Linked DNA regions of Homo sapiens: region 1 is linked to region 2. Evidence: read pairs that join two places in POLR2A ChIA-PET (ENCODE). Cell type or tissue: PC-9. All regions are shown on one strand. Each heading gives the region's core, and the rest is flanking DNA. Links, peaks and the distances in the headings are about the cores only. Region 1 holds the start of LOC124902393. Region 2 overlaps ARMC3 (armadillo repeat containing 3).

Region 1 (5,386 bases), core at 143-5,142, 430 kb before region 2:
CCCAGAAATGTCAAGATTCAATTCAATCAGCAGTTACTGAGTGAGTCAAGTAGAGAGATGCAAATATGAATAGGTCACAATTTCTGCTGTAAAGGAGTTTGTAATCTCGTACGGGAGAATGATATGAAAGCACGTAGGTAGAAAATAAAGCAGGATGGGATGTGTATGTAAGATGTAAAGATAAATACTAAGATTCTAGGAAAGACTGATCTAATTCCAAACACTTTTATGCTGAGTTATTGAGTCTTTAAGAAATGAGAATGCAACGCCATTCTTCACAAAATGTCAGGATGCGCCTGCTAGACTTACCCCCTAAATCTGTCATTAATAATTTTAAAATAATGCAATACGTGCACCCCCCATTCCCACAAACCTTGAAATGTGAAGACAGCACAATATTAAAATGTTTGAGTTCATCACACTAGATTATAAGGTTTCTCTCCTATTAGAACTGTAAACATAATGAAGTTTCACCAAGAATGAAATGCAAGGTTCTGAAGTTTAACAAAACTCAGAGGGCAGTGAGAACATAAGCACTGCCCAAAACAGAAAATTGGAAGCACGTTAGAAAAAAGGGTTGAAGCCAGACCTACACACAAAAACAGGAGAGATGGAGAAGGATCGTAATTTTCCCAGCAGACACCTTGGGCATTTCTGTGTCATTATGTGTTGGCGATGGGAGGCGTGTGGGTGGGGGTGTTAAGGATATCTGCCTCAATTCCACAACCCATTTTATAAGTGTAAGAAAAGAAGGGTAGAGGGTGTTTTTTTCTGGTTTTGTATAAATGTGAGAAACCTGAAGGCAGAGATGACAGACCCCCGACAAGGCAGTAAATTACATGCTGGATGTGTGTTTGTAACACAAGTCACATTAATGAAGATGAATGCCACTTCAGGTTCACCCCAGCAGAATTACCTCATGTGACAGGGAAAGTATAATCCTACCTCATAAAACTCTGGACACCATGTACTCTATGACTAAGCTGACTTGTGAATTTCACAGGCACTAGGGTCGTATTTAGATTGGATCAAGCTCAAAAAAGGGCACCCAGATTGGCTAAAAGACTTAAGGGCTTACTGAAAGGATCAAGAGGCGAAGGCGGATCCTGGCAGGGCAGCTGCCAGCATGGAATCTAACACTGGCCTACAGATATCAACCTCCCAAATGCTTGCTGCAAGACAGAGTGCTCAGGGGCACGAAGGTTTTGGGGTCATGAATCCTGAGGTTGCAATCCTGGTTCCACCCCTTGCTTGCCAGGGACCAGGGGCCAGGTTCCTGGACCTCTCCAGCCTGTTTCCATAGATGCAGAAAGGGGAAAACACGCAGCAGCCTTAGGTAACCTGCTTAGCACTTTGTGTGCGTCATTTTATTCACATCTATCATCTATCTTCAGTCTTTGCAACAACCTTAACTATTATTCACGTTTTACATTCAAGGAAACTGAGATCATGCAATTTAACTAAGGTCTCAGAGTTTGGTGAGTGATGAGCTGAGATGGGAACCTTAATCATTCTGCTAAGGTAGAGTTGTGCTGGGAACTCAATCAGAAACCATGTGACAGATTCAAATAGTGGTGCTTATAATCCCCATCACCACCCCCATCGTCATCATCATCACTGTGAGCATTTAATAAAGCGCACAGACTTGAAATGGGTATTACAGGTTGAAAAACTTTTTTTTTTTTTTTTTTTTTTTTACAAAAACTTAACTGTTCTTTTTAAATTAAGAACAAGATAGGCTGGGCGTGGCGGCTCACACCTGCAATCTCAGCACTTTGGGACTCTGAGACAGGAGGTTCACTGGAGCCCAGAAGTTCGAGACCAGTCTGGCTAACATAGTGAGACTCCATCTCTACAAAAAAGTAATAAAACATATGAGATAACCGTGGTGGTGTGTGCCTCTCATCCCAGCTATTTGGGAGGCTGAGGTAGGAGGATCGCTTGAGCCCGGGAGGTCAAAGTTGCAGAGAGCCATGATCGCGCCACTGCACTCCAGCCTGGGTGACATAGTAAGACCCTACCTCAAAAACAAAAAGAAAAAAACGAGATGACAAAGGTTAAGTCACCTGACAATGATTCACTCTCAAGAAAATCTTACTACTTAGCTTTTTAAAAGAAATTTCAATATATCTCTCTGATAATGAGCAGTGCTTATATTAGAAACATCTTTTTTTTAAATGTGGAAAACTATACTATGATTTAATGAACTTAATAAACTCTTGGTGTAAAACTGCCTACAAAGATGACGTCTGCAGAGCAGCAGAAAATTAACTGTGGGCAGCGACAGCTTAATGTAGCAACAGATTCTACACTTTGCTTTTAAACACTGGATTATTTGCGCTTAGAGTTTTCCAAGCTTGTAGTCACTGGGTCTGGTTCTTTAATGAGTGTCTTTGATATCTTTTCTAGTTCAGTGCAGAAACAGCCAGAGGGTGGAAGAAACCCCCAGGGCTAACTAAAGACAGCTCAGAAATGCTTCTCAGCTGTGGACTCTCCGAGGCCGGCTTCCAGCCAGCGGTCAGCAACCTTTCTGAAGTGGCGGCGGGCCGAGTCTTTATTTGCGCTGAATTCAGCTCTGGCCAGTTTTGTGCAGATCAGAGCCTCTAAGTAAGGCGGGACGATTGCTGTACGACCCTCTGTACTTGCTGGGAGGGGACGAGGGTATGGGAGGGAACTGCTCTTCCCCACCCCGTCCTCCTCTGTGCGTCTAGTCCTGAGCTGGGATTCCTGCCCGGGTCGGGGGCCCCAGAGCTGCTCCAAGGCCCTGGCCAGCTGAGGCCCCGTGAGTAAATACAGCCCAACGCAGAGCCAGGCTAGCACAGGCAGGGCTGTTTTCTCTCTTGCATGAGGTAATCTGCTGCGGTGGGTTGGATTCCAAGTGGCATTCATCTCCGCTAATGTGACGTGTAAATGCACAAACACAGCCACAGGCATCAGCAGAGGGACGCCGTTCCCCCCGCAGCCTGGCTGTCCTGCTTCCCGTTCGGATAAAATGAGCCCTTCACTGTCATACGGAGTGATGCCCGACCCCAGGTCGACTAGGCATGGCTCAGCTTTCCACGTAGGAGACAAACTGAAGCCCATGGTTATGTGAACACACTAGATCCAGGCTGCCTGGGTTGTAGCTCCGCAACTCCAATTATTAGCTATGTGACTCTGGCAAGTTAAGTTACCTCTCTGTGACTTGGTTTCCCATCTTTAAAGGGGGATTTGCAAACATAGGGTTGTGAGGGTTGCATGAGTTCACACATGTAAAAAGGCCTAAAATGGTGCCTGCCACACAGTGTGTTATATACAAACGTCGTTATATGCTAATCATGTTCTCAAGTATGGCTTATGGATCTAGGAAAAGCGCATCGCTGATCAATCCAGAGCAAGATTTTTCTTTTAAAAAATATACTGACATATTTAACATTTTAACACTAGCTGTGATGTTCTGGGCCAGTTGCTTAGTCTGCCCAAACCTCAGTTTCCTTACTTATATAATGGGTAATTAATAATACTGTACCTATGTAATAGGGTTAGTGTGTAAATCAAATGACACAAAGCACATAGTGCCTGGCAATAGTAACTTGCTATGTCTATTTCTTCTAAAATAGGGTCTTTAAACTTAGGATACCTTCTAGTTGATACCTGGATAATTAAAAAAAAAAAACAATTTATGATGTCGGTAATCTAAACCTGGGGGTCCAATCTTTTAGCTTCCCTGGGCCACACTGGAAGAAGAATTGTCTTGGGCCACACATAGAATCAGTGAACACTAATGAGAGCTGATGAGCTTAAAAAAAAAAAAAAAATCACAAGAAAATCTCATCATGTTTTAAGAAAGTTTACGGATTTGTACTGGGCCACATTCAAAGCCGTCCTGGGCCCCATGCAGCCCGTGAGCGACAAGCTTTATTTAAACGATGTTTAAAATTTCCTTTGTTTTTAGGTTTTATCTGCTAGTTACAAACATGTCACATGAATTCTCTACATACTGTCTTCAAATTTGGAAGACACTTTTGTCACTGCACACTGCACACAAACCTACCATACATGAGGGCAAAGTTAGTATTTCATTTCACTACACAGGACCCACGGGGAACACAGAGGGCACATGAGACAGGATGCATCGAAGGTGACATGGCCCGAGGCGCCAACCTCCCTGTCGTGGCGGCTCTAGTTCCCTACACTGCTTTGCAAACCTCAATTGTGAATGCTACCAGCTAGAAAAACCTCTGTGATCACCTGCAAAAGCTATTCCTAGTAGGAAACCTCACTGAAAAGACCTTTTGTTTAAACTGAAACCCAAATGAGAGTAAAATGTCCCTATCTTATCATAAAAATTGGACTGGTTAAATTCCTGAAGTAATAAAGAATTTGAAATTTATGATCTTTATTCAATATATGGAATAAAATGTAATGATTTTACGTATCTGGCCAAAGACAGAAATTTGCTGACTTCTGTCTTACCTTAATTTTCCATGGGTTAGTTTTTTCTCAGCACATTATAATAGTGGATAATTTAGTGAATGCTGTTTTGCTGACCTAAAGCAAAAATCCACAGAAGCTGAAATCTTAGTAGCCAGAAAATATAACCAAAATACTAGGGAATGGTGAACTCACTCCTAGGGAGCAGTGAACCCACTGGGAACATTTAACTTGCTATGAGTTGTAAAAAGAAAATTTATTATAAACATTTGTGTATATATAATACATTTATTATAGACATTTCTCCCTCATTTTGCAAAGTTTTTGGCTTTTAAAGCACAGCATCACAGGCCTCAGCAAGTCTACTGTAAGTCAACAGTAAGAAACACACTGTGTGACAATACAGGTCATGGTCAAAAATAGTTTGTGTGTCATTAAGACACAACATGAATGTGCGAAGTGAGATGCACACTCAGCTGAGTCAGAGCCTGAAGATAACCAACACACGCGTAAGGCTTTCAGTGTATAAAAGCCTCTCAACGGAATTACTTACGCCCTAGGGTTCAATACAAGGTATCAATGATCTCTAAGGACAGATTTGGCCAGGGGGTTGGGATTAAAAAAGGGAAAACGTATCAGGACAGTTACAAAGTTCAGAGCCCTCATTTTTAGAATTTCTAAACACATGCCGCCTTTTAGCAGAGACCTGTGGTATAAAAATTACAGAATTCTATGAGAGCAAAGGAGATGCAGCACTGTTTGCTTCCCAGAACTGATAAAAAGGAGCTAAAAAGCAACACCTAAAAAATTCCTGCTTAATATTATTTAGTACTTTTATGCTTAAAAATTCCAAATGACTAAGAACTTTTGCAGAATCTCTAAAACCAAAACCAAAACAATGTGTTTACCAAAAGAGTTAAATGCTTTGTTTGTTTGAAGTGGGAATTAACTCACGTGTATGTGTACATATGTG
Region 2 (5,386 bases), core at 205-5,204:
TATATTTTGATATAAGACTATAAATTTCTTAAGACTCAGGATCATACTTTACAACTCATTTTTACTTTCTCCTCTCCTCTGCTCTTCTCCTGAAGGTCGTAAGCATCTAGCTCACCAGTTTGCACATCTTAGGCATTCTTCCAATATTGGGTTTTATATTTAAAAGAACCATCAGATAAACTGGATTTTGTCCTTAGTGAACAAATAGCCTGTGAACACTGAATACCAGGTCAGGTGCATGACAGGTGTTAAATCAGTGCTTGCTAAATCCAAAAACTTGCCTTTTTCCTAGTACAGACTTTCCTTGGCCGTAGTATTGATCTCATACAAGGGAATAGGAAAAAACATCCATGATTCATTTTGCATAATTACTGTATTCTAAAGTTAAATAGTTGTAGATTTTGTCTAGTTTAGACTCTGGTACTAAAACTACCAAATTGTTTGAATTCCTATTAGACTTTGGATGGGAAAGTAGTAATACTTCGCAGTTTTTGCATTAAAATTCTGAATTTTTTTCCCTTTGGTGTATGAAAGCTGAAAATAGAAAACTTTTTCATGAACAAGAGGTTGAAAAGTGCCTTGTAGCCCTTTTGGGTTCTGAAAATGATGGAACTAAAATTGCTGCTTCCCAAGCTATTTCAGCAATGTGTGAGAATTCAGGCAGCAAAGATTTTTTCAATAATCAGGGTAAGTCAACTGGAAACAATTCTTTTGAGCATTTTTAGGTTACCGTATTTTAGTGCACATGGGCATTTTAAAAGTCACATTTTTACCTTTCTCTTTCTGTAGGGATTCCACAGTTAATTCAGTTGCTAAAAAGTGACAATGAAGAGGTACGGGAAGCAGCAGCTCTAGCCCTGGCAAACCTAACCACTTGCAACCCTGCTAATGCAAAGTAAGTTCAGAGATCCTCACCCAGCACTGACTTGTGGGACAATTCACAGTCCAAGATGTTCTCCTGTTAGTATATTGACTTTCACGATAGTCTATGAATTTCTTCAGATGGTCTATCTTGGGGTTATTCTTCAGAATCCCTTATGAAACAGAATCATCAGATGGGTCTGTTTTCCAAAAATATTACAAAATCTTTACTGTTTCTGAGTTTGTTGGGAAAATGTGCAGGCCATTTGATTTCAGGGACCAAGAGGACTCTTGTAGAAGCTTCTGCAAATAAGACTGAATAATGCTGGAAATGTTAAAGACAAGATCGGATGAGCATTTGATAAATCTGGAAAAATGCTTAAAGATCCATCTTAAAAGGGTATAAACATTAGATAATATAGAAACATTTAAAAGGTCAGTGGCTCCCACCTGTAATCTCAGCACTTTGGGAGGCTAAGGTGGGTGGATCATTTGAGGTCAGGAGTTCGAGACTAGCCTTACCAACATGGTGAAGCCCCATCTATACTAAAAATACAAAAAAATAGCTGGGCGTGGTGGCATGCGCCTGTAATCCCAGCTAGTCAGGAGGCTGAGGCAGCTGAATCGCTTGAACCCCGGAGGTGGAGGTTGCAGTGAGCCGAGCTCGTGCCATTGCACTCCAGCCTGGGTGCAACAGAGCGAGGCTCCGCTTCAAACAAACAAACAAACAAACCAAAGCATATTATGGGCAAATACTGTGAAGAAAAGTTAAGGAATAGGAATGCCTTCTATATCCCAAGCACTCTGGTGTGTAATTTATACTCATTTTAAAAATTATCAAAATAATCTGCCAGCAGTTGAGGAAACTGAGACTTTTCAAGCTTACTTAATTTTCCCAGGTACACATTTTTATCGAAATAGCTGAGCTGGAAATCGATGCAGGTCTGTCAGACTCCAAAGTCTGTGTTCTTTCCTCTACAGGAGATTAAGACTGCCTTATAAGACAGTAAGAATTTATTGAAGGCAGCTTCCATAAATAAAATAATTATTTGCCCTGCCTCCATCTCATTTGGTATGTTAGTTAGCTTTCATTTATTATTGCTTTGTGATATCATGGCTAAAATTACCCTTTTTCTAACTTGAACTAAATCTCCCTCTGCCTCCATCACATACTTAATAGTTCTTAGCCTTTCTTTCCCTTTCTATTCTCCCACACAAATTATAAGATCCTAATGCAATGACTACAAATCTAACTGCCTGATAAAAACATAAGAGGAATGCATTAAGTGTCAAAACAAAACTGTGTTCCTTTAATAGCTACAATCTTTGACACAGTAATTTCCTAAATTAAGGGTCATCATTATCTCTATGAAAGCATGCAAATTTCTGGAATATTGAGTCCTTCTAAGTAGCAGTTTGAAAATAGCATATTCAGTGGTTTTTCCAGTATGGTCACATGGTGCAAAAAAAAATCTTATCAGAGACACTAAACCATTTCTCGCTCCAGTCCATTTACATTTGTATATGATCTAGAATACTTTTAACAGGCCTCCAGAGTGTATAGGTGTCTTGATTTGATGTGAATTTGCCTGGCCTACATTTTTTGCTTTATTTTACATAAAATCATAGAAAATTAGGATGGTAAGTAGTTCTAAAAGGGACTTCCTTCAGATTATCTTTCTCAGTTTAATTATCTATTTTACAGATTTTTGTCATCTGACTCCTAGTTCCATTTTGTTACCATAGAAAGGTCAGTCAGGACTAAATGATGCCCGACTTCTCTACTACAGTCAACTTTAGTTACATAATATAATTTTATTCTTGTAAGTTTTTAATTGCAGTTATTTCTTTAACCTATTATATACTGTCCATTCTGTTTTTTTTAAATTTTGTATTTTGTAAGGGAAATGGAACATGAATGAAAGTGGCTTTCTGAATATTCCTTGAGGTCTATATAATTTTTACTTGGGATTTTCTGAGCTAAAAAATATTGAAGATGAATGCTTTTGAGGAGGATATGGAATCAAATTTGACAGATTTATGCCAAATGCTGAAGACTGAGGTTGCAAAAGATTCTGGAGTCAATCAAAAGGAATGAACACGAATAAACCACATAGTCCTTCTAGAAGCCTCCTTGAGTTTAATTAGTAATGCCAAATATAACAGAAGTGACTACAAATGTGATTGGTTATTGTTAATAACATAATTTTCTACTCAGATCGTCTTTTAAAAATTGTTAGCTTAAACTCAGCATTGGTGAGTATTTCTGGCATCACTTTTAGTAGCGGTCCATTCAATCATTTCCCCAGGAAGCATCGTGGCTTTGCTGCTGGGGTGGTTGGAATCAAGGTTTTCTAATTATTTTTCTGTCATACATAAGTAGCATAGGAGACAAAAGCCCAGAGTTAACTTCCTCCAGGTGCATTTGATAGATGTTTGAATATCTGATCATTGCTATCCTAATTTTTAAAAATGCACATAAGTGTTGCAAATACTAATTTCGTGTAGTTAAAACGTAACCCTTCTCCTACACGCATATCTTAATGTGCCTAAAGTGAATTTTTAAACTCTAATTATTAAACTCAGGGCATCTTCTGGAATTGGAGGCTCATTTCATGCATTGAGTAATCGCTGGTGTTGTCATGGTAACATATAATGTTGGTGCAATTTCCTTTATGTAATAGGTTTTTGCTTGGAAAATTGTGGGTAGATCAAAATTTTCTAAATTAAATAATCAACACAGGGAAGGAGAAATGTACTTGTGGTAACGCTTTTTGTAAAACTAACAAATGCTTTTTTTAATTAAAATCTTTTTGTAATCTAAAAATAGAATTTTATAATCTTTATGTAAATTAATTTATAGTCTAATGTATCTGATTTCAGATTTTCACACATCTTGCTTTCTCATAACAAAAAAACACACTCAAATATAATAAAATAGTATGATGATGAGCAATTTTAGTAGCAATCATAAATAAATAATCAGACCATTCATAGCCCTATGTAGAAGATTTTCAACTTTATTGAAGTAATCTGATCATCACCTTAATTGATGCCAAAAGATCTTACCCATTTGGTATTCATGAATGAGGTTTCTTAGATACTCAAGTTTAGTGGATTTTTAAAAATTTACTTTTTTAATCCAAAAAAACTTTTAAAAATTTGCGATAAATTTGAATTAAAATCTTCTAAAATCTTTCCTTCTCAACCTTCTGTTTTTTTTTTAGACAGGGTGTCACTTTATTGCCCAGGCTGAAGTGCAATGGTACAATCGTAGCTCACTGCAGCCTAAACCTCCTGAGCTCAAGCGATCCTCCTGCCTCAGCCTTTCAGGTAGCTGAGATTACAGGCATGCACCATCCCACCCAGTTAATTTTTCATTTTTTTTTTTTTTTTTTTTTTTTTTTTAGAGATGGGGTCTTACCATGTTGCCCAGGCTGGTCTCTCAAACTCCTGAGCTCAAGCAATCCTCCTACCTTGGCCTCCCAAAGTGCTGGGATTACAGGTTTGAGCCTCTGCAGTGAGCTCCCTCTCAGCCTTTTGAACTGATTATGCTGTTATTAAACTTTGGTGGGGAAAGTTATGGTTGCCATTTTGACTAAATGACTGCCATGTGACCCTCGGAGGTGTTCTCAGTGCCCCTTGGGGAAGGGGGGCTACTTGTCCCACTCACTGGGTATAAATTCAGGGGGGCAGCTCCTTTGACCTTCGATGCATTTTGTTGATTCCTTATCAAGCTTCTGAGAGCTGTCAGTTTTTCATTTTCACTGCTATCAGTGGATCTGATTGGCAGAGCTCTAACTTCCTCCCTGTCAGAGTTCCTTTCAAATCCTTCCTTTCTGTCCATGAAAAGCTTGGATTCCAGGTAACCCAGCTTTATCAAATTGTACACAAAAGCCATACAGGAGGGCCTGATGCCTCTTTGGTATGTACATAATTTTTGCTTCTCAGAGGCCATTCCCTACCCCCACAGATAATTCTCGTGTATGTTGTGGTTATGTGAAATTTCCAGGTATTTGAGTTATGGATACGTGGATATGGATGGTAGTTAAAAATTATTAACAAACATGAATCCTTTTACTTACAAATGGGCTAATGTTGTAGAGTAAAATAGACATAAAATATATCCTGGAAGTAAATTCCGCTTCCGGGAGTATTTTGCCTTAGGTCATTGTAGTGACACCCTCTTGCCTGGAAAACCTCTTCCCATGCAGGCTGTGGTTCTCTCCCTCACCCCGTTTACATCTCTGTTACAATGTCACCTTGGCGAAGCTACTTAGCATTACCACACGGCTTAAGATTGCACTCCACACATGCATATTTTCAACGCTCCTTCCCTGCTGCCCTTTTCACATACCCTTATCATTTTCTAACATAGCATGTAACTCACCTGGTACACTTATCATCATTTATTTTCTGCACCCCCACACCCCTGCACTGCACGCCCCCCCCCCGCGCCACACACCAACCACTAGCATCCATGAAGGGAGCAGCCTTCATCTATTTAATTCACTGATGCATCCCA

Evidence for each region. Peaks named below come from ENCODE experiments on the same cell type or tissue, not always from the same donor. Only the 100,000 strongest peaks of a DNase experiment are listed, where the experiment ranks them.
Region 1: POLR2A ChIA-PET joins it to region 2 with 11 read pairs; 4 of 35 experiments call an interaction of 5 or more read pairs at or near these places.

Annotation. Positions count from the first base shown.
Region 1 is chr10:22,552,117-22,557,502 of GRCh38, forward strand. All of the region lies in intron 6 of PIP4K2A (phosphatidylinositol-5-phosphate 4-kinase type 2 alpha), which reads right to left. LOC124902393 reads right to left here and starts at 3,179. Exons shown (of 1, transcript XM_047426113.1): 1 at 2,381-3,179. The coding sequence starts at 3,084. The coding sequence ends at 2,467. In PC-9, for the core only: no CTCF peak of the experiment used is centred there; no DNase peak of the experiment used is centred there.
Region 2 is chr10:22,980,806-22,986,191 of GRCh38, forward strand. It overlaps ARMC3 (armadillo repeat containing 3), which reads left to right. Exons shown (of 19, transcript NM_173081.5): 9 at 535-687; 10 at 790-895. Among named protein-coding and RNA genes, the nearest start is that of ARMC3, 55 kb to the left of the region's middle. In PC-9, for the core only: no CTCF peak of the experiment used is centred there; no DNase peak of the experiment used is centred there.